Regions from separate parts of the Mus musculus genome. Here region 2 is linked to region 1. The links are chromatin loops, found by intact Hi-C in ENCODE. Cell type or tissue: left cerebral cortex. All regions are shown on one strand. Each heading gives the region's core, and the rest is flanking DNA. Links, peaks and the distances in the headings are about the cores only.

Region 1 (12,379 bases), core at 3,041-11,040:
CTCATAAATATGTTCAAAGAGTTGAAAGAAACCATACTATTTTTTTTCAAGGTAAGGTTTGCTTTGCAGATTTAACCAGCCTGACATTTATTATGTAGAACCATGGTGACCTTAATGTTACAATGATCTTGCCTTGGCCCAAATGCTTGGAGTAGGTGTGCATTACTGTGCCCAGCTAGAAAGCATGCATTGAAAAGAAAAACAGGATGGTGGTGGTGGTGGTGCATGCCTTTAATCCCAGCATTCAGGAGGCAGAGGCAGAGGCAGAGGCAGAGGCAGAGGCAGAGGCAGAGGCAGAGGCAGAGGCAGAGGCAGAGGCAGAGGCAGAGGCAGAGGCAGAGGCAGAGGCAGAGGCAGAGGCAGAGGCAGAGGCAGAGGCAGAGGCAGAGGCAGAGGCAGAGGCAGAGGCAGAGGCAGAGGCAGAGGCAGAGGCAGAGGCAGAGAGGCAGACAAATCTCTGAGTTCAAGGCCAGCCTGGTTTACAAAGTAAGCTTTAGGACAGGAATTACTAAGTCAGGGTTACACAGAGAAACCCTGTCTCAAACAAACAAACAAACAAACAAAAACCATACACACACATACAACAGCAACAACAATAATAATGGAAAGTATTGTAACAAATTTTTACACATTTACACTCATACATATATGTGTGTGTGTACGTTTATAAAGTAATATCTGGAGTTGCAAAGTGTAATGGCCAAAATGAAAAACTCACTAAAAGGCCCCAACAGTAGCAGGCTTCAAATTAAAGGAGTATCTGCAAACCTGAAGGCAGAGCAATATGCTCTTGCTATCTCAAGAACAGAGAAAGGTGAAAAAAAGATGAAAACAGTCTCTGGGAAGTGTGGGGTGTATGTCATTAAATATACCAATGGATTTGTGATTGGAACACAGAATTAGATGAGGCAAAAAAAAAAAAAAGCAGAAAAATCACATTTGAAGAAATAGTGTCTAAACACTTTCCAAATGAGGACAAAATCTTGGAGTGGGGGGCAGGAAATAAATCTGAAGCATTCAGCGTTGGTTTTAAAGCCTGCTGCATTAAAGCTGCAGTGGTCAAGCATGTGAAGACTCCACATAGACCAACAGACTCTGATGTTACAGAAAGCAATGTTCTCATTCATGGTCTATTGGTTTACTTGGAGGTTGACAAGACAATGCAGTGGGGAAGTTAAAATTATATGCAAGAGTAGGTTTGCAGAGAAGGAAGCTAACATAATTACTCTTTAGAATGAGTTTTCTTAGGAGGGAGCAAGCTATATGACCATAGTGGGGTGGGCATGATCAAGCCTTAAAGTGGGAAAGCAGAGGGAAAGAGCGGATGAATGAGAATTCATATGAATATATCCCGAACACAGCGTGACAGCCTTGCAAGGAGAGAGAATGGCTTCCCTTCAAAAACATAGGCAGGATCTTCATTAGGAGAAATCACTCTTAAGTGGAAGAGTAAGAGAAATGGTCATCGTGGACGTGATGGGGATGAGGAGAGGCTGAAGGACAAAGACGAAGGAGAGAGAACCTTGAGAAAATTCTCCCTGTCTTAATTTGGGTTTTATTGCTGTGAAGAGGCTCCATGACCTTGGCAATCCTTAAAAAGGAGAGTATTTACCTGGGGCTCATTTATGGTTCAGAGGTTTAGTCCATTATCATCATGGCAGGAAACAGAGGCAGCATGCAGGCAGACATGGTGCTAGCGAAGTAGCTGACAGTCTTACATCTTGTTATGGAGGCATCGAGGAGAGTCTGCCCTACTTGTCCTAGGTTGAGCAAATGAGTTCTTAAGGCTTGCCTCCAGAGTGACACGCTTCCTCTAGCAAGGCCACAGCTCCTAATAGTGCCACTCCCTATGAACCCAGGAGTCTATGGGAGCAGTTTCTAATCAAACCACCCTACAAAGGGATAACCTTTCCAGGTTTTCAGGGGATGGCAGGAAGTTCCCCATTATGTAATTTAGTCTGGTCTTGTCAGTTTGCTAAGGAGCCAGGTATAGAATAGGATCACAGATTTATCCTGTAGCTCTGAGGGGGTGGAGCTGGGCTAGCCCCTAGCTCTGCTCTGTGTTTCAACCTTCACCACAGGAACCTGTCAGCTTCAGAGGGTGTGGCCTGATTTCTGAGAGAGGCAGCAAGAAGGTTTGTAATATGGAATGAATAGTTTCTTCACCAAAGTGTTAGTAGCAGTGATAGCCACATACCATCCTACAAGGATGGTTGCCTTTCCTCCTTTATGTACAAGGTTGAATCAGTATGAATTAAAGATTCAAATGAATAGTTCAAACCAATATAATAAATGGACAATAAGAACACTGTAAGAGAAAACCACACATCTTTCTGACCTTTATCAAGCTAAGCCTTATTAGATGTGACACCGAAAGGATAAGTTGTAGGAAAGTGATTTGGTGTAATCAGTTCTTGTCGTTTTGCCTACTAGTGGGCACTGTTCTCACCTATTTTCACTCAATGAAATAAAGTATTACAAATAATATAGCTTGTGGGATGGACAGACATACACATAGAGGCTGAGAGAGGCAGACAGAGATGGTGACAGAGACAGAGACAGAGACAGAGAGAGAGAGAATATGGCTGATAAATGTCCTCAATTCTGTTTAGGTTATATAGAGAATTCCTACCACCTAGTAATAAAATACCTCTTTTAAACATAGTCAATGATTTTGAATAAACATCCTGTGAAAGAAATGTGTATAGGTACTATAGCAATAAAACACATAAAAATATAGACAATATTAATCATTAGATAACTGCAACTAAAAACCAAAGTTAGCCATAATGTTTCATTTATCCAAGCCAGTGAGCTATAATACAGTAGAAAATGATAGCAAGAATGTAAGTAAATTGGAATGCTCATACATTGTAACTAGGAATGAAAACTTAGTAGCACATTGGAAAACTAGCAGTTTCTGAGAAATTTCAGTATATAGTTTCCATATGATTCAGTAAATCATTTCTTTTTTTTTTTTTTTTTCCCATTTTTTATTAGGTATTTAGCTCTTTTACATTTCCAATGCTATACCAAAAGTCCCCCTTACCCACCCACCCCCACTCCCCTACCCACCCACTCCCCCCCCTTTGGCCCTGGCGTTCCCCTGTACCGGGGCACACAAAGTCTGCGTGTCCAATGGGCCTCTCTTTCCAGTGATGGCCGACTAGGCCATCTTTTGATACATATGCAGCTAGAGTCAAGAGCTCAGGGGTACTGGTTAGTTCATAATGTTGTTCCACCTATAGGGTTGAAGATCCCTTTAGCTCCTTGGGTACTTTCTCTAGCTCCTCCATTGGGAGCCCTGTGATCCATCCATTAGCTGACTGTGAGCATCCACTTCTGTGTTTGCTAGGCCCCGGCATAGTCTCACAAGAGACAGCTACATCTGGGTCCTTTCAGTAAAATCTTGCTAGTGTATGCAATGGTGTCAGCATTTGGAAGCTGATTATGGGGTGGATCCCTGGATATGGCAGTCTCTACATGGAAATGTATATAATGTGAAATTAAAATGTGCCCTTTTCAACACGAAATCTTTAGTTTGTCTGCGTGCCCAGGCATGTGCCTGTGGAGGCCAAATGTATATATCAGGTATTTTACTTTATCTCTCTCCAACTTATTTTTTGAGACAGGGACTCTCATTGAGCCTGGGTCTCATCAATTGGCTGGATTGTCTTGTATCTACTTGTCTCTGTCTCCGATCCCAAGTGATGAGTCACAAGCCTTAGCTGTCTTTTTACATCATGGGGATCAAAACTTATGCCTTGAGCTTGGGTAGCAGACACTCGATAGTCACAACTAACATCCTTTCCCCCAAATCTTATTCACAAACATTCATTAAAGCACTCTTTATATATAAAGCATTATTATAAAAGTAGAAACAACTCAAATGCCCACTAGCTGGCATAGGGATAGATTGTAATATGGGCATGTCCATAAAATGAAATATGACCTTGTTTCAAAGGAATAGAATATTTAGGATATGATTAAGTCTTGAAAACATTATGCTAAGTAAAAGAGCAAAGTTGAAGGCAAAAGTTACATTTTATATTATCCTGTGAATACTCAAAGGGGGCTTCTCTACTGAGACTGAATGTAGCTAAACAGCTGCTTGAATCTGGGAAGAGAACTTGGAGATTAGAGGCATGACTGCCAATGGATTTTGTTCTCTTTGCATTTTTTGTTTTGTTTGGGTTTGTTTTGTTTTGCTTGTTTTTGCTTTGGAGAAAAAGGATTTTGAAAATCTTTAAAATTGATGTTTTGCACAGCTCTGAATATACTAAAAAATTAATCACATAGTACACTTTAGATGAATGTTCTCTCTCTCTCTCTCTAATCATCTAATCATATCTACACGTTCTTTAAAATGCCAGCCCTGTAGAAAAACAAGAGATAACGGATGCCATCTGGAAATGAAAAGACACAGAGTGGAAATGTACTAGCCTCCCCTGACCTTCTGTCCTCAGATCACCTGGTTCAACTCCTGACAATCCAGGTAGATACTGGAATATTTTAATAAAAGGTTTTACTTATTCTTTGAAGCTTTCACCCATTCCTACAATGTATTCAAATTGCACCCATCTCCCATTACCTCCTTCCAACTCCCCCACCCAGTATCCCTCCCAACTTTACAGCATCCCTTTGTCTAGGTAGTGTTGTCTATATATGCACATGATTGTGGGGCCAGGGGGCATGGGCAACCTACTACACCCTCAAAGAAAATTAACTCTCCTTGTCTCAACTGCTGATAGCTTATCTTGAAAGCCTGGGGCTTTGGGGCCATTCCCACACCCATGCTGGAATTTTGGCTGGCTTGACCATATAGGTGACCACAGCTGCTGTGATTTGTTGTGTGTAACAGCAATGCCATGCCCAGAGTCCACTTTTCACAGCCCTGTTCTCCACCTGCAGTCTCTTACAGTGGAGCAGCCAGTTATTGATATTAGTGGATTTCTACAAGGATGCTTTATATATTCTTAGTTTTGGCTAACTCACCCTGTACTGTTTCCTCTCCCAATTCTATCCCAATTTAAACCTTTAATCCCAACGATCCCCTTTCCCCACCATGTTGCCCGAGTTCTACTATAATTACATTCACCCATTCCCCTCTAATTAAATTTTTCTTGGGTTGAAATATTGTATTTTTCCATACAGCTTATCTATGTACTATTTGATATATTTATAAAAAGATAAAGTTATAAGAATATGTTCTATGGGGGTGTGGTGAGGTATAGGGGAAGGGGATGTCTCAGTGGGCCCATGCCAAAGCATCCCTCCCCCTAAGGGACCAGACGCACAACGGTATAGAGTTATAGAATAGAGTTTGTTCAGGGCATAGGGAGGAAGTTAAGAGGGTAGTAAGGCAGAGAGAGAGAGAGAGGAAGAGAGTAGAGAAGTAGAGGCAGGACATGACCACGAGGAGAGATGTCGGAAGGGATGGGGAGAGAGGGGGAGCAAGAAGAAGAGACAAGAGAGAGAGGCAAGAGAGCAAAGTGGGGGGGGGGGGAGCAGCCCCTTTTATAGTGGGCTAGGCCTGAGTGTTGCCAGGTAACTGTGAGGAGGAGCATAGCTGGCTGTTGCCAGGTAACTGTGGGGTGGAGTTTAGACAGAATTCTAACACTATTCATTTTGAAATATCTATAAAATAAAACTTTCATTTCTTTTGCATAGATAGTGTCTTTCCCAGTATCTATCTTATGAATTATATCTTTCCCCCAGTGCTGCTGATACAATAGGGAACACATGGGAACAAGTTTATTTACACTCCCACTTGACATGCTTGAAAATGTGTGCCCCATGGAACCATTTCAATGAATTCTGTGCTGCACTGAGTAGTGTTAGGGTTTGAAGGTGAAGTATCCTCAGCAGGCTTGTATATTATACTTGGCCCAAGCTTGCAACACTATTTGGGGAGATATGGCCTGGCTGGAGGAAATGAATGCCAGGCTGTGACTTTATGTCTGGTCCAGCATCCCTTCTTCCTTCTCTGTGTCCTGTCCACCAAGGTGTAAATGCTCTAGTACACATTGGGCCACAATAGACTAAAACCTATATAAACTGAACAACTCTTTCCTCTTTATATGGTGCCACGCAAGGAGCGATCTAGCTAATACGGTGTCCTGAAGATAGGCTAGAAGGTTGTTTTTACATACTGAAAGTGATGATTACATGTGCTTATCAACTGTAGCCATTTGAAGATGCTGCATGGGTATACATGTGCAGGTCTGGTCCATTTGCACATTTGCAATATATTGGACTGTGTACCTTTAAAAAATCTTTTGCAGTGAATCCCTTACAGTACAGTTTTATATTCTCAATTATATTCTTTTTGGTGGTGAGCCTGGATTTTAACAGCTGAGCCACCTCTCAAACCCTCAATTATATTTTTGAATAATTGCCTTGAATAAATGTGCTTAATTGCAAATGGATAATAAAGATAGGAGATATTATTTTGTAAGACATAGATTATGAAGAACTTGGCACATCATTGGCCTTGGATCACAAAGAAAGGGTTTGAAATAAGCAGAGTGACCGCATTTTCTATAGTTTAACCTGTTCACAGATAGGAAGCCTTGTTACCTCGTTTATGTCACACCATGTCTTTAATTTTCAATTGCTGTGAAGAGATACCATGGTGAAGGTGACTTGTGGAAGAAAAGGTTTATTGGGGCTTGCAGTTTCAGAGATTGAGTCCATGACCATCATAGCAAGGGACATGGTCGCAGGCAGACAGCCCTGGTGCTGGAACAGTGGCTAAGAGCTTACTGCTGATCCATAAGTAGGTAAGTAGGAAGCAGAGACAGCTAACTGGGAAAGATGTGGGCTTTTGAAATCTCAGAGTTCCCTCCCCCCACCCCCATGACACACCCTCTACAATGATCCCACACCTCCTAATCCTTTTCAAACAGCTCTGCCCACTGAGGGCCAAGCATTCAAATCTTTGAATCCTCATTCAAACCACCACACTGATAGACTCACACAGGCACAGTCCACTTAATGACTCCCGGATGAATCGGGATTTCAGTTTTACTCAAACTTCTACAATTTTTGAAAAGATAGAAGTCATAATTCATGGGTAATGAATGTTCCAACTTTTTTTTCAACTCCTCTGCACTCTGTAAATGCCAGGGCCCTCACACCCTCCTCCCTGCTCACCCACGTCCCTGCTTTTGGCCATGCCCTCCCTCTCCGGTGAGTCTGATCAACACTCTTGCTCCTTCCTTTCCTCTCCACCTCTGCACAGTTTGCAATGTAGGCAAAGGAGGAGCAGATGACAACTCCCAAATGGCTTTTTTTCTTTACTGTGTTTTTCAGTCATGTTAAACTTCTGAGGCTTTGGGGTTTATCTTAGTGGTGACTATGTATGTTCAAAATTAGGGTTTGTGGGGCACAAGAGATATCTCAGTCAGTGAAGTGCTTTATAAAGCAAATATAAACCCCTGGGTTTGATCCTCTAGAACCCATGTAAAAATCCAGGTACAGTGTAGCATGCACCTGTAATCTCTGCACTTGGGAGGCAGATTCCTGGTCCTTGTTGACCAGGCACTATAGCCAAATTGTCAAGCTCCAGGTTCAGTAAAAAACCTGTCTCAAAATACCAGGTGGAGGGACTAGGGACATGGCTCAGTGGTTAGCATGCGTGCTGCTCAAGCATGAGGACTGACATTAATATCCTCAGAACATATATAGATGCCGAGTGGGCTTGGTAGTAGACCTCCGAAGTTCCAGAGTGGAAGGCAGAGACAGTGCATCTCCAAAGTAAGTTTGTTAGAGAGACTAGCCATGTAAGTGAGCCCTGAGTTTGCCTGAATAAGGCAGAAGAGCAATGAAGGAAAATTCCCGACAATATTTGCAAACTGGAGCCTCCACATGAATGTTTATACGTGTGCCTTGCGTCTACATACGTGCTTAGAAACATGCAAACACATACATACCACATTAAAATAGAAAAATAGGGTGAAGAGTGATTGAGGAAGACACCTGACGCCAGCCTCTGGCCTCTTCACACAGTTGTACAAGTGCACATACACAAAGTAGAATTTGTAGAAGAATTCTCTTTTGGGGGGAGGTTGGTTTTTTCGAGACAGGGTTTCTCTGTATAGCCCTGGCTGTCCTGGAACTCACTCTGTAGACCAGGCTGGCCTCGAACTCAGAAATCCACCTGCCTCTGCCTCTCAAGTGCTGGGATTAAAGGCATGTGCCACCACGCCCGCGCCCGGCTGTAGAAGAATTCTTTTAAAGGTGTTATTGTCATCTAACAAGTGATGTTTGTGGGCAGGACCTGTTCTGTTCATGGTTGATTGTTGTTGCATTCTGATTTTTCTCTATCACTTTCATTTAAGCCACTTCCCCTGCTGAGGAGGTAGGGTGACCCATCACCTCCACTCCTAGTTCTTAGCTTGGCCATTCTCAGGGTAGATGGGCTGTCGTGGAAGTTTGGGACGCTATTTCCAGTCTTGTAGCTGATCAGAGGCCAGGGCCTCTTGGATGTTACTAGGGGAGTCCTTTATTTGCTTGTCTCTGAGTATGAAAAATTCTATGAATACTCTAAGGATGGCTGGACTATGAACATTTATAGCTTAAGGGCAAGATAATGGCTTCTCTATCATCTCAACAGCTCTAGACAAAAGCAGGAGAGTGTTTTAATCCCATTTATGTGAGGAGAAAAACCACCCACCCAAATCATCATGGCCAAATTAATTAAAGCGACCTTTTTTGATTTGTGTACATGGCCTGTCTCTCTCGCTCTGAAGGCAGGGATCAAGAGGTCAGAATTTGAAATGGGTAAGATAAGGGTTTTTATAGTTCAGGAGTAAGGGGTTTCTAAATGAGGGATTTGCTAGGCAAATAGGCATGATTACAGAAGAACATAATAAGTTGCTTATAACAATCTTCTGAAACAAAGACAGTTTTGCAAGGTGATCATAACAACTTTTTGAAACAAATATATGGTTGTACAGGCATACCGAATCTTTTGTAGTTAAGATTACAAGAGGGACATAGCCAAATCCTTGAAAAACTGAGATTTAATCATATGCAGAAATGAACCTAATTTGACTTTACTATAAGATAGCTTTCAAGCCCAAGATGGAGGCAGGCTGTTTTATCAAGTGACATAAGCAAAAGTTGCCTGCATCACACAAGCTGGGGGTACAGTTCCTATTTGATCTGTTCGTTAAATTCAGATCATGTCCATTGCATCTGCCATCTCTGTCCCAATCCTGGAGAGTCTTGCTTCTGGGTCGCCTTTGTCCATGCTCTGAAGAACAAGTCTTCTCCTTGCTGACCTAATTAGCTTCTTTTAGATATCAGAGAATTTTACTTTCTGTAGAAAGAATCATTTCCTTCCTCTTACCACCAGTTAAGATTAATTTCTCTTCTCTACCAAGATCACTCACCTGCCTTAATGAAACAGTGGGTGAAGTAGGTTGCGGGTAGATATGCCTTGGGCCTTTTTTTTTTTTTTTTTTTTTTTTTTTTTTGCTATTTGACTGTGGCCTCAAATTCAAAAGGAGACAAAGGGTGCTTCCCACTGTATACCCAAAAAAGACATGTATTGCTTTATTAGCACCGACTGCAAAAACACAGACATAGCCAGCCTCTAAGTGGAGAGAAAGCCCCAGGGTGGACTGAGCAGTCGGGAACAATCCTGCCCAGTGTGTGATCCCAAAGCACTGTGCTCTCAAAAATAAATATAGCAACTAAAGGAAAGCCGTATTAGGTTTAAATTGTGTTATAAAAATACCTGTTATATAAGATTATAACATCCATGCTCAATCCTTTTTCTCTTATAACTTTCCCTGGTTCAATCTGATTTTTTTTTAAGTTAAGATAGAGGAAGTTCTGCCCTCAGAGAAGAGAAAAGGGGACCAATTGAGAGCCCAGACTAAAGCAGGGGAATGGGTATATGTATTCCTTTTATAAGCTCACACCCTACCTCACTCCTACCTCCTTTGGGCTCATTTCTTAACATGATTTTTTAATTCTAAACAATAGCTTCTGCTGAACGTGGACAGCTGTAAAATAATCACATAGAACAGTGTTTGGACTCAACATGGACAAGGAATAGAGTTTAATTCTAAACTAAGTTTAGAACAAGAGTCACACGCCAGCTTACAGACCTATAATGCAATTGCATGCTTCGGTAGGTAGTTTCCTATTCACAGCTGAACCGTATTTACTAAGAGAGCAGGATTGACTAGGTAAGGCTTGAGCCCCTTCATCTCCCACATCTCCTGGCAAAGACTGGGAAGAAGAAGGAAGATAAGGCAGTTCTGAGCTAATACAAGGCTCCAGTCGGTTCCCTAAGTCCCTTTCTGGGAACAGCTTGTCAGTAGTACACTTTCCAGCACGCTGTGAGTTTTGTGTTCCCATTGTTCACCCTCTCGGTGCATGGTCCAGCTCATCCATGATCATTTTATGTTTTTAAATTTCATACAAGATATTCTGATCACAGTTTCCCCTCCCCTAACTCTTTCCAGATTCTCCTCACACCCCCACCCATTCAACTCTACACCCTTTCTTTCTCTCTCTTTAGACAACAAACAGTCATGGCCCACCCCCAGTGACACATTTCCTCTGACAAGGCTTCATAATCTTTCTAATCCTTTACAAGTAGTACCACTTCCCTGATGATTAAGCATTCAAATATGGAGCACATTGGGACCACTCTTATGGCCCTTTACTGCTGGGTATGGATCCCACCTTTACATGCGGTATACACACACACACACACACACACACACACACACACACGCATGCATATATATATATATATATATATAGTGATAGATACTCCATTGGAGAACGCTGTTCAGGCTCCTTCCCCTCCCTCCTCCCCACCCCCCAGCATCATGATCTCCCAGGATTACAACCAGAAGCAGACCTCAAGAACAGACTCTCAGGAGACAGCTTTAGTGAAACAGCTCACTTAATTGGGGGAACTGGTTTTAGAATGAAATTCAGTGTCTGTTCAAGGTAGGTACTTTTAAATGCTGGGTGATATGTCAAATATACATGATAGATTATTTCATAGCTGTCCAAAATCTTTTTAGGAGAAAAATTATGTTAAGTCAAACACAAGTACATACGGCATCAGGTGTATACTATGTATAGAGCATCATATGGCATATAGTTACACAGAATTATACTGAGAAAATAGCAGGCTTTATGGAATATGTAAATAAATTAATAAATATTCCATTTTCTCACTTGGGGCCATCATCCTAGTTTCTGAGGTTAATTTTATCAGTTTGTCTGCGATCTAATTGGCTCTTTGGTATCTTCTTTTTCAAGCCTGTAGTGAAACCGTAACTACCAACTAGTATGGAGGAAAGGTCTCACTTGTCTGTGACATAGAAACCAAGTTAACCATTCTTTCCTTAATAGGTCTTATTAAGGCTTTCCTGACCAAGTCTCTGTAAACACACAATTTCCTGCATTATTTAAATATTTTTTCTCCTACCTCTTCAGAAAATTAAATGTGACTTCACACTACAGAAGTCCAAAATGTCAGCGGCTTAAGCTAGAGACACTTGCTTCCCCATGTATTTCATAGGAAGAGCTGAGAAGTGGGCAGCACAGGGCTGTTTTCGTGGCTATGTAATCGTTAGACCTGGTTCCTTCTTCCTTTCTGACCTGCCATTCTTGTTCAGAGATTCCATCCTCATAGTGGCCCCAGCTCTAGTCGATGCATCTTATTCCCATCATCCTAGAAGAAGAAAGGTCGATTCAAGGAAAACAAGCAAATCTTGGGGAAAGAGCAAGTGTAGGATCCAGAGAACAGCCTTACCAGACTCCACCAGGATCAGCCTGCTCTTGAAACGATTTGTTCTTCAGTTACTGTTGATTTAGACTCAACTCCAAAGTCACATGTTAACTTAGGAAACCAGTACGACACAGTACATCTTCCCCAGGAAGACATGATTTTGTTGCCTTGAAGAGCAGGAACCACTTTTGTATATAACTGGGCATTACTGCTCCAGGGTTTTTGTTGTGGCTTCTGCATTGGTTTTGTGATTTTTGCTTTTGTGCGTTTTACTTTATTTGTTTTGTTTTTAAGACAGATACATGCTATGAACCCATGTCTAGCCTGATACTCACTGTAACCCAGAATGGCCATGAACTCATGGTTATTCCTATGCCTCAGCCTTCCAGATGGCAGGATCACAGGGGTATACTGCCACACCCAGCCTCTTTTTAGCTGGACCAGCTTTGACATCTTACTGGCTCCTTCATTAGTAAGATAATTATATGCTCAGATAATGTGTGGAAAGTTGTTGTTTTTTGTTTTTTGTTTTTTTTTTACAATTTACTGTTTTCAAATAAAGAAGGCCAAATGACTTTCTCCTATGAGAGTCAAGAGTTTCCCTCAGTAAAC
Region 2 (12,379 bases), core at 1,546-9,545, 62 kb before region 1:
TAGACTCAAGCAGACATGTGCGCATGCGTCCTCCTGGAAGCCCGGAGCTGGAAGCCAAACGAGCATCTGCTGGTGGATGACGGATAAACAAACTGTGGAGTGTGCAAACAGCAGACTCCTTCAGCCTCCAACAGACAAGAGACCACAGTATATAATGCATACATGGACAAATGTTGAAGACGTATGTCTCATGCACAGAGTCACTGACAAAAGGATAAGCGATGTATATATAACACCCCTGGGCGCCTCGGGTAGTTAGATACACAGAAAGGGAAAGGAGAAAGATGACTTCCAGGCATCAGGGAGGAGAGCGACGGGAAGTCACTGTTTAATGGGAGCCAAGTTTATTTGGGGTTAAAAGATGATTCCAACTGCACCTCGCTGTGAGTGTTTAACGCTCGTGACCTGTGCACCCACGTCAGCAGCAGGATAACATTTTATGCTATGCATATTTTGTCCTAATGAGCAGAAATCTTGAAAAGAAGAAAGAGGCAAAGAGAATGGGACTCTTCCAGATTTCCACTCAGAGGCAAGAATGCACCTCCATTCCCATCCCCAACCCCCCAGTAAACAGATTCCTGGGGACTCAAAGGACACACTATAGCTGTGTTTGTCATTGCTTCATCAGTCTGGCTAGTTCAAAGTACAGGTGACACAGGAAACAAAAACCCAACTGCCTTATGCTCGTAAGCAGATTTACTGGCTGACGTAACTAAAAGAGACTGTGACTTCCAAACTTTAACAAGTATTGGAGTCTTTTACTCAGTTCATAGGAACACAGGTGGCTGGAGCCTGCTCCCGAGTTTCTAGTAAGGCAAGATTGGGGTGGGGCCTGAGAATTTGTCTCTAGCTGCTGCTGCATTGCTGGATTGCACTGAGAACCACATTTCTCGCACACTCAGACACCTTCTATGTCCTCAGGGCTCAGACACTGGTGCCCTCCACACTCTGATGCTTCCTTCAACCTGTCAATCCGTACTTGTCTTCAGGTAGATCTTCCCCATGATCATGATGTCTACCCTGAGAGGAGTCTCTTTCATGCATGGTGTGTGGTTAGCAAGCCAAATGCCAGCATTTCGAGAGCAATACTAACTGGATCTCTTTTGAGTGGATTTCTCTCACAATCCCATCACACTGGCTGGGTGTGGGTTGTATGGATTGGTTAGTAGGTACTGCTAAGGCTGTGGTGGCTCCAGCTTCCTTGGAATCAATTATGTAACTCCCAAGAGGAAGTGAGAAAAGGAAGCATGTCAAGGAACAGTCTTTTCCAGAAGAAAGGATGTCTGAGATAGGGAGAGAATACACCACAATGCATGCTGGGGTGGGGGGTGTCAAACGACCCTTAAGCCAGTGAACAGGGCTGGCATATAGTTCAAGGTTTAAAAATGTTTGTGGTACATCTTACTTTTGCTTCTTATTGCTGAGGTACAATATCCTAACAAAAGCAACTTAAAGGAGAAAGGGTTTAGTTCTTTCATGATTCCAATACAGTCCATCATTGTGGGGAAGTCAAGAGGCTAGGCATGCAGCATCCACAGACAAGAGAGTTAATGAGTGCCCGCTAGTGCTCAGAACGCCCCTTCCTGTTCATCTGGTGCCCCGCCCACCATGTGAAATGGCTCCATTCAGACTTTGTATGTCCACAGGTCAACCTAATCTAGCTGCTTCCACACTGAGATTTCCCTTCCTGAGATTTCCCTTCCTGGTGATTTTACATTGTGTCAAGCTGACCATCAAAACTACTCACTGGTGACCTGAGTTTGAACCTTGGAATTCATGGCAGGCAAGAACCAATGTCAGGAATGTCGTCCTTTGACCTACACTCACAATCTGTGGCAAACACACCCAACCCCTAACCCCTGCCCTGACACACACACACACATCATACACCCACACGATAAAAGTATTATTTAAACCCAGTGAACTCCAAGTAATTATAATCACAGGAGTGCCGTGGTTGGCATCGGGATGACCTCTCAGGCAGATGTAAAGGATGGACAGTTCCATGTACAGTGTTGTGGGAAGAGATGGCTCTGAGTGAGCCTCCTCCTCGCTTGCTGCCCTTTGGAAATAGTAAATCGGCCGGATGTTCCACACCCTCCACTAGGCTCTACCTCTTCTCCTTCCTCTTTCCCAAGCACCTCATCTAATATGCTACATTCTTTTGTTTCAAAAAAGGATTTATTTATTATGTAATGTTTATTATATAATAATATATAATATATAGATTTAGTATATAGATTTATTAATTTATTATTATGAATATGTGTACACACACACACACACACACACACATTCTAATCTAGCTCTCTCTTTCTACAAAGTGGCTAATAGTCAACAATGGGAATTCTACCACGCTGCTTTTTTCTAAGCCTAGAGTCTTCCCACAGGCCTGATTCCTAAACATCACAGTTAGATACAGCTATCCTTTTTTACTAACTACCTACAATGGAGATTACATTCAACTGAGTTTCAGATAGCACTCGCTCCATTCAAAGCAAAGTCATTGGGGCTCTTCCCTGATTGCCAGCCAGGAGCTTCCATCTTCAGGCTGCTTTTCCTCTTATGCACCTCTACACTGCCCAGAACAAGACAAAAGTGCATACCTCAGTCATCAAGAGCACATCCACTGGGGTTTGTATTTGTGTGGCCTGTGGCATCCGCCTGCCACAATGTATCACAAACGGTGTGTTCTCTCCACCAGTGGTTACTCAATATCGGCCAGAGAAGTGTTATTAGCTTACACACTGCAAAGCAAGAGAACATGCCAACCAGCATTGGATTCATGCACTGAGGTGTGGTTCCCCATTCTACTTCCTCCCTTAGGGTGTCCTGGCACTGTTGAACACCAGGATGGAAGGGTGAAGCAGAGCTCAGAATGGGTGGGGCTTCAAAATCTGGTCCACCTGGGGATGCCAAGGGAGGACAAGGGGAAGGCCTTCTCTGAGGATTTTAATGCTACTTGCATCTGTCTTAGACGATATTCAGTGAAACAGTTTGTGCTCATACACTCTATTCCGGGTGAATCAAGGGCTATGTATGAACCTTGGAGAGTGGGGAGGGGTTCTTCTTAGGGTGAACTTTCATTGGCTGATGCTGAAGGTTCTGGGGATACCTTATTTGCATGGAGAGGCAACCCAGTCACACCAAGCGCTTGCTGAGCAGGTCCTTACCTGAAGAGAGGAAGTCGAACCTTTAAATGTTTCCAAGGACTCTGGGACATTCCTCAGGTAGAAGACTCGGGGGTCGGGCTCCCCACATCAGGCAGAGAAGAGGAAGCCCTGCTAAGAAAAGGGAGTCCTCCATTTTGGCCTGCTCTCAGGAAAGCTGTGCAGACACGGTAGGCTACAATTTTAGTAGTGAGGCGTAAGTGTAACACTGAGGAACAACGACAAAAAGGAATCAAGACTCCCAGTTTGCTGTTTGTTAACAGAAGGGACAAGGAGCAAAGCAGGATCCTCTGTAGTTGGAAACCACGTAGCCATCTTTCCTGATAACGACAAACAGGAAGTAGGACGGCTAACCAGTGTCCTACCTGTCCTACTTTTTGAGTGTGTATTTGCATGCATGTTTGTACATGTGCATGTGGCTGTACATGTATCCACATGTGAGTATGTAAGCCACAGGATAACCTCAAACGTCTTTCCTTGGGTACAATTCACTGTGTATTTGTTTATTTGTTTGTTTGTTTGTTTGTTTTTTAGACAGGGTCTTACACTGGACTAGAGTTCATAAAGTAGATGAGGCTGGCTGGCTAGTGAACCCTAGGGATCTATCTGCCTGCTTCCACCTCCCCAGAACTGGGGTCACAAGCTTGTACCACCACCCCAGACTTTTTACATTTTTGTTTTGTTTTTCCATGGGTTCTGGGAATTGAACTCAGGATTCCATCCTGCTGAGCTCTCTTCGGGCCCTTATTGCCCCCTACATCTGTAGCACTCACACTAACCTCTCTCCCAATCACTCATTCATGACTAAATGTCCCTGCAGCAACTCTCACTTAAGAGTCTGAACTCTGTACTTTTAACACGGGTGGATGCGAGCAAAGGACAGCATCAACTCCATTTCCCTGGTGGCTTTGAAAGCATTATAGTTGCTGCAGAGCAAGTCAACAAGCAGGCCTACATTAGCGGTGGCACGCCTGCCAGCCAGCCTCCATAGAACCACCCACCCTGGGCCTACCTACAGGACCAGCTTAATGGGGCCACTTCTGAGCCACTTGGCATCTCGGCTTGTCACGAAGACAGAGACTTAACAGCTTCCCTGCCCAGCTAAATTCTCCTCTGCACAGCTCGAAGGCTAGGGTTCTTTTTTCAGGCTCTACCTAGCAGACCATCTGGCATGGTAAGTTCCCTGAAGCAACTATCTATGTTTGTAAAACTGAAGATTTGTTCCTATCACTCTAAGGGATTTTTGACATCCTAACCAAAATGTGCTGCATTTACGGACTGGGGGCATTAGGTTTGGGGTTTTATTACAGCAGCGCACAAAGGCTAATGCTGGCTGTTCTAACCACAAAGAAGTTCTCAGATTTATGACCTGGATTTTACCCAGAACCTGACAAAGAAGGTCTGGGAAGGATCACAGAGGACTCTGATCTCTAAAGTGAGACATTTTCACCAGCTAACAAAGAAGGCAGTGCCTTCAAAGCCTGTTCAAAGCTATGCTCCAGAACACTATGCCTTCGAAACTCCCCTTCCCCTGGACTCCTTGAGAATTCTGTTTGCACTGACTCTCCATGCAGTACCTGGTGTTTTACAATCCTCTGCTTTCTTCTCCTAACCCTAAATTCAGCTCTAGGTGATTTGAGGACAGAAACCACATTGGTATCTCCACCATAATCTTCACAGTGCACAGCACAGTTCGACTTCTCAATTAAAACACGTGGATTATCACCATAAGAAGCCTTTGAGGTTTGGGGACTTATTGATGATGGAGCCTGTCATCCTTGCAAGGACAATATTTTAGTAGTAGATATTCAATACTGAACTTCGTCTACACTCTCTATCAAAACTGATCTGAAGAAGTACCTGTCAACAACTTCCAAGTTCATTTCTTTGCAGTTTGATGTTATTCTCATGCAGTCAGAGAATGGTTTTGCTTTATTACAAACAGTAAGACTTCGCAAGTTAAATTGACAGGCATGCATTGAATGTCACCACTATGTATAAAATGGGTCTAGATGATTTAAGAGTACAAAGAGAAATACAGGACAAGCAGACATCCTTGCAAGCACAAGGGCCTGAGTTCTATTCCCCAGAATCCACATGGCGCCATGGTCCATGCTTGGTATGCTAGCGCTCAGAGAGCAGAGGCATGGAAGGTTCACCAGTCAGCTGGCCTACACTACCAGGCAAGTTCCAGGCTACAGTTAGAAACCCTGCCTCCAAAACCCCGGATGACTGGGTTTGTAGCACAGTTGGTAAGATGCTTACCCAGCAAGCACAGAGACGTAGTTTCAACCCAGCACTGTGCAAAGCAGTTATGGCAGCTTACGTCTATAATCTCAGTGCTTGGGCGATACAGGCAGGGGGATCTGAGGTTGTCTTCTGGTATCCACATGTGATGAGTCTATATCCACAGTATATGCACCTGCACATACATGCACATATACACAAACAACTTTTTAAAGTTAAAATAAAAATACAGGATACCCTCGGCCCTCAAAGACTTTAGCCTACCAGAAGACAGACACGTGTACATGCCAATGAGGTGAAAGGTGAAATGATATAAGCACCTTGGAAAAGCTCCCTGAAGTCCATGGAAACATAACCCAGGGATGCAAATGAAGTCACCCAGGACGAGCAGGAGGCGCATGGCTGTACCATCAGCCCTCAGGAGGCCGAGGCTGGAAGACTACAAGCTCCAAGCCATTCTGGGTTACATAGCAAAATCCTATCTCAGAAAGAAAATAAAATCATCCAGACTAGTGCTCCGAGGGTGACTTACATCCTCCCCATGATGTCATCAAATGATCATCCTATCTAGCCCATGGTTGTTTAGCTGTACCAGCAGGGATTCATTGTCTACATGACTTCTAGTACAGCTGCGGTCTTAATAGTATCAGTGGGTAGATGCAGAGGTATGCTGGGCAGTCCACTCTCCATCCTTCGAAACCCTGGATGCCTACCAGTCTTAGCCATCTGCCACATGGCAGTGGGCAGGCATATTTGCATAGATGTGGAGCTCTCTATGAGTACCTTAAAAATATGTACAAAAAAGAATAAAAACAATGAGATGAAGATGGAATGCATTCTACTTTTCAAATAATCCATTTTATTAATGTTACCCAACCTTTTTGCTCTCATTGTAATCATGCTGTTATTAACAATGTCTCATTTTCCATGCATGGGTTATCATGGTAACTTCACACTGTCATTAGTTCAGTATTCTAACAAGGCCTGCTATTCTCTTCATGTATTGCTAATGCCCGCAGATGCAAATGCACATTTCAAATTGTCTTCTCAATTATTCCAACTGTGTTGGGCAACTTCTAGCTAGATAATATGTTTGTCTCATTAACATGGCTGACACAGAGCTCATTCTGAGGACTGGAGAGGGTCCACCTCTGCCTCTTTATTGATGTCCTCCTGTGTGTCTCTTTGTGATCTGCAATCCTTATAGGGGGCTACTTTAGTTAAATCAAGATAAGATCCCCCCTAGATAAGCAATCCGCTGCATATCGAGATAACTCTAGGTCAGCAAAGAGCCAAGCTGTGTCTGTCAGCTTTCCATATTACAGAAACCCGCTCTTTCCTGCAAACGCTGGGTGAAAGACGTTCAATACATGATGAATTATCACGTCCATAATCCCTTCATTAAAAATCACTGATTCTGATTTATTGAATGCTTTGGTTGTGAGGGGAAGAAGGTTGCATTTGGGTATGAAGTGCCCTTCCAGGAGGCCTATATATTGAAAGGCTGGTCTCCAGATTATGGTAATAGTTCGAAAGGCTTTGGAAACTTAGGAGGTGGGAGCTGGTTGGAGGCGACAGAGATAATATACCCTCTAGATCCTCTCCTGTCACTCTTTGTTGCTTGTCTGTGAAGCAGCAGCAGACAGCCTCCATGACACACCCCCATTGTCACAATGCTCTGTCCAAGGACAGGGCTCAGGCAAGCGTGGGCTGAATGTTCTGAAACCAAAAGCCAGAATGAGCCAGTAGATCCTCCTCAGCTGTTTGTGGGAAGTATTTTGGTCCAAGTAGCAGACAATGGCTGAGACCTGAAATGAGCCTTGACACTGAATCTCAGAGATAAATGCTGCGAGCTTCCCATGAGTTGTCTACACATGGGGATTACAGTCAGGTCTTTCTACAGTGAATCATTCAGCTGCTCAAATGTAACAAACACAGCTATCAAACACTGGACAAGCAGCAGCTAAAACATCGTCTTTCCATGGAGTCGCTTTTGGTCCCGACTCTCTGTGTGTACCATGGCTTAGGGAGACCAGAGCCTTGTATTTATAAAGAGTGTTTTAAGTCAGATCATCCTATCCCACTCACTAAAATCCCAGCCCTGTCAGAAGGTGTTCAGTTTTCCTGCACAGCCACGCTGGAGTCTCATGGCTTTTCAATAAAACCTACTCTATCTCCAACCATTTCACACCCCACCCCCTAGGTCTCAGAAGTCTGTGCTGAAAATGGCAGCCATTGATGTACCTGAGACCCAGAGAACGCAGAGACGACCAGAGAAAGCTGAGAAAGATAGGGTAGAATGGCCTGAGAAGGGGTATATGAGCAAGTGTTTACCAAGAAAGATGGAAAATCTTTACAATCCCACTGTCCGGCAGGACTCTACAATCCCGATGTATGGCAGAAGGTGGTCTGATGGAAAGCCTGGCTTTCAGGGCAGATACAAAGCTGGAAACAGCATTTTAATGAGTGCTCGACTGAGTTTTAATACTATTTCTCTATATATATTTTTAAATATCCCCTATCTGATTTCCTAGTTACATCAGTCATAAGTGCTCCTTCACACTTCATTATAGAATTGGAAACCCTGGTCTGAAGTTGGAAAATCAGTTCATCCAAGGTGAACAAAAATACACGTGTTCCTTGATTCTAAGGACACAGTTGAATCATTATCTCTTATTTGGTATAAACTCTGACCATGTTTTTTTTTTGTCTCAGCTGGGGTGCTATTGGGACAAGAGACTTCCAGGCTAAGGATGTTGAAAGACTTTTGAGGTCATTGTTCAGTTTACATCTGTGAACAGGCTTAACCCAGAACATCTCCCTGAAAATCCTGACTGCTCATAGGCCAGACCGGTGGATGCTTCAGCTCACTTACTTGAGTCACTTGGAAGAAATGGGGACATCTCCTGCTGGTGAGGTGGAGCACAGACCCTTTCTCAAGGCCGCCTTTGTGAAGGGCTAGGACAAATGGACTTCATTTAGTTTAGCATAAAAATTTCAGTGTGAGATAAAAGAAATAAAAATTAAACTGTAAAGGAAAAACTAAGGTGTAGCATTCTCAAAAATACAAGAGAATAGTGCTCCTAATGTATTTTAAATGAGCATTATAATTGAAGTATAGACTCCCATTCTTCCTTGTTACCTGATTGATGGGGTCACAGTCATTCTTGGTCATTACCTTCCTATTTATTTGTTTGCTTATTAAAATGCTACACATGTTATTTATGTGTGAGAGAGAATGTGCATGTACTCATGCATTTGTGTGTGCATGTGTGTATGTGCATGTGTGTGTGTGTGTGTGTGTAAATGAGGCATGTGTGTGCTAACACACATGTGTAGAGTTCAAAACCTTGAATATCGGCTCTCCCCTTCTACCTAGTTTTTCAATGAGGTGCCTTTGTTGATTTTTTTCCTGTATAGGTCAGTTTAGCTTGCCTAAGAGCTTCTAAGAATCCTCCTGTCTCTGACCTCATTTCCTCATAAGAGCCCTGCAATAGCAGAAGTTTGCTCTATCACACCCAACTTGAACACAGTATCTGGAAACTCAGACTCAGGTCCTCTCATTTGCTCAGCAAGCATTCTTACCGCCTCTGTGCTGTGCTACACTCCCCACACCCTGGCCACGGCTTTTCAGAACGCTCTCTCTCAAAGACTAGAGAAAGGCATGCATGGGTTGAAAGACCATCAAGGGACTTATGTAACCTTTAAAGCAGTTTATAAATATCTCGGGGAAGGAAGGAAAGGAATCAACCCCAAACCAGGTGCATTGGCAATAAGCTACCTGGCATAGTGTCCTGGGAAGCCCTCTTATCTGGGAGCCAGGCATTGTTGGTCTCGAGGACACGCGTGGGATGAAACGCCTCTCCTTGTCTATCAAGAGCAACACTTCCTTCTGTCTTTGCAGTCTCTTTAGCAGTTTTCTCAGGATGCTCACGCGCTGCGCTTTAGTGCTTATTCAATAACAGAACTGTTCCCTCTCTCCTTGACTGTTGAGAAGAGCGATTCTTGTGTAGGAGGGTCTCTTCTAATTCTATTTCACCAACACGAGGCATCCACTGCAAGTGAGAAGCGCTCCCACCACTAACACCCACATGCTCTCCACGGAGGAGAATCTCCAGGCAAGCTAAATTATCTCTAGAAGATTCTTTGGCAAGTAGATGTAATTATGACACCCCCTCCCCTCCATGAAATGATACTTCAGAGTCCTGACCTTAAAATATAAAGGTTTTTGGAAATTAATTCTTTACAAAGATGATCAAGTTAAATAAAGTCCGGGATGGAGTCTTCTTCAATAAGAAGAAATGTGGACACGGAGACAGACATCCACAGAAGAAAGATGAGGTAAAGAGAGAAGCAGCAAAGGCAGCCTTTTTCAAGACAAGGAGAGAGGCCTTCCTCTACGGCCTTCAGGAGATAACCTGAAGATAAACAACGCCTGGATATGGTCTCCTCAGGAACCAGAGTGCATGTAACCTCTGTGATGTGAGCCACTCGCTGTGTGGTACTTCGTCATGAAGTCTCTCACCAATTAATATAATGATATGGAGTCAGAACAAGGAATATCCCTGTATGAATTGACTATAAAGTGGCACTGGTGTGCCCTCATGTTCCACATTAATGGAGCAGATCAACACCACCATCTACCACATTGCCTCCATTCCTGCTCCCAGAGTGCTAGGGCCAGTGGTGCACCTCGGCCTTGCATTCTTTCTTCACGCCACACAGCCTGCTCTGTGAACATTGGTTAGCTCTGAGATCAAGATATGAGAGGCCTGTCTGGTTATTTTTAAATACATTTTGTTTGTATTGTGTGCAGGTCCTTATAGTGGCCAGGAGAGGGAGTCAGATGCCCTGGAGCTGGAGTTACAGGAGGTTGTGAGGCACCTGCTGTGGGTGCCAGGAACTGAACTCCGGTCCTCTGTGATATGGACACTTAACTGCTGAGCCATCTTTCCAGTTCTGAGACCTTGTATTTTACATCTGTCCTTGGCACAACTGCTACTGAGCTTTATCTGTCCCATCAAAGGACTTGGCCTCTGCTTATGACCCCACAGCATTCAAACAGTGATAGACTGAAATATTAAAACTGCTAAATATTTTTTCTCTTAATCCTCATAAAATTGTTGGAAAGAAGCTAGTGCTGTTTATAATTTACAGATGAGAACGTGATGGGGTTGGGAGTGTTAAAATTCACAGCCATCCCGAGGCTGCAGATCTAGTAACTTGGTTTGTGAGCTGCCTTGTTTTGTACTACGATAGATTCAAACACCAGCAACAACAGCACATCAGCGGAAACACAACTCTAGGCATTTCATCGTAGCTATGCATGAGTATCCACTTCAAGCTTTGAATGAGAAAATGAACTTTATTGGAGATATGCTCAGCTTTATCAGAAATGTGCACTCTTCCAAATTGACATCAATTATTCTTTACTTGTTATTTATGCAGTATTCCCTTTATTCCAGAGGATCAAATATATAACAGATTATCTTGTATAAATGTCACCATGCTTTGGCAAACTAGCTACACAATAGTACCCAGCTCCAATGAGCAATAGCAATAGCCTAGATAAGAAAGATCCAGGCAATACAGGAGCTGAATAGACTATCGTCTATTCAGGAGTAGACAAGACTGTTGTCTACTTCAATCCATTTCCTCTCTTATTCCTTAACAGACACTCACCATGCTGGTTTGCTACTCTCTAAACGGCAAGTGAGGACTACATGTTCTACCTGTCCTGCAGCCAACTGAACTTGTGTGGCTAAGTTCTAGCCAATAAAATAGAAATGAAGTGTTATGAGAAACTTCCAAAATATCAGGTCTGAGGATGCACATGTATGTCTGCGTTTGGCTCTTCCTACTTCATGCAGACTGGAATAAAGCTGTGAGACCATGTTGGACAGCAAAAAAAGCAAAGGGCAAAGAGCCTGGTTTCTTAGTGAACATGATTTTGATATCAGTTCCTGACTCTTGACTCCTCTATATGACCTAGAACTAAACTTCAATCATCCTTAAATCTCTGTTATTACATGTAACTGTAATGTTTTACATAAAGATGTATTCCTAATGTAGTTATTTAATTTTTAGATTTATTTATTATTTTATGAATATGAGTGTTTTACCTGTATGTATGTCTGTGCATCATGTAATGTGCCTGGTGCCTGAGGAGGTCAGACAGAGTGTTAGCTTCTCTAAGACTAGAGTTACAGATGGATGGGAGCTACTGTGTGGGTGCTGGGAACCAAACTTGGTTCCTCTAGAGGAACAACAAGTGTTCTTACCTGCTGAGCCAACTCTCTGTAATTTTAGAAATCCCAAGGAATTAGATTAAAAAAAAATAGTAACTCATAATATATTCCAGGCTGTTCTTGAACTCATGATCCTCCTACCTCAATGATCCACCTTCAGGAATTACAGGCACATACAACCCAGCAGTGGAATGGAATACTTTTTTTTTTTTTTTGGTTTTTCGAGACAGGGTTTCTCTGTGTAGCCCTGGCTGTCCTGGAACTCACTTTGTAGACCAGGCTGGCCTCGAACTCAGAAATCCACCTGCCTCTGCCTCCCAAGTGCTGGGATTAAAGGCACCACCGCCCAGCTGGAATACTTTTTATTATTCAATTGTGTTCCATTAAATTTTGTTCATAAAAAGAGAATAGTGGTTGTCTGGCTTACAAATTCATTATGTAAGTTGCCATCTTGCTTGTATGTTCATTCTCAAGGATTCAACCTGATCCTTCATACCTACCAAGTGCCTAGACTGAAAAGGTCTCTGCATTAGATTAAAGAGGGTAAAGTCTTTGCATTAGGGGCACGCCCAATCTGGTTCTAGAAGCAAAGGTATAAGTATTAAATTGTAAACTATACTAACATTGAAGACACAAATGTGAAGTCAAGACAGTCACTAAAGCAATTATCTCTGCTTGGAAAAAATGAGGATAAGTAAAATTGTCAGAAAAAAA

The links. Hi-C counts contacts between places; a loop is a spot of excess contacts. Peaks named below come from ENCODE experiments on the same cell type or tissue, not always from the same donor. Only the 100,000 strongest peaks of a DNase experiment are listed, where the experiment ranks them.
Region 2: a loop joins it to region 1, with 3 times the contacts of the local background. A loop is called at or near these places in 5 of 42 quality-filtered maps.

Annotation. Positions count from the first base shown.
Region 1 is chr4:11,935,090-11,947,468 of GRCm38, reverse strand. No RefSeq gene overlaps it. Among named protein-coding and RNA genes, the nearest start is that of Pdp1, 25 kb to the left of the region's middle. In left cerebral cortex, for the core only: no CTCF peak of the experiment used is centred there; a DNase peak (open chromatin) is centred at 7,170; H3K27ac peaks cover 646 bases.
Region 2 is chr4:11,995,730-12,008,108 of GRCm38, reverse strand. Gm52722 (a long non-coding RNA gene) reads right to left here. Exons shown (of 2, transcript XR_003955368.1): 1 at 9,199-12,379; 2 at 6,257-8,375. It overlaps Gm42255 (a long non-coding RNA gene), which reads right to left and starts at 5,613. Exons shown (of 3, transcript XR_881131.3): 1 at 5,436-5,613; 2 at 3,174-3,284; 3 at 2,324-2,747. In left cerebral cortex, for the core only: no CTCF peak of the experiment used is centred there; DNase peaks (open chromatin) are centred at 7,147, 7,565, 9,057, 9,420 and 3 more places; H3K27ac peaks cover 5,203 bases.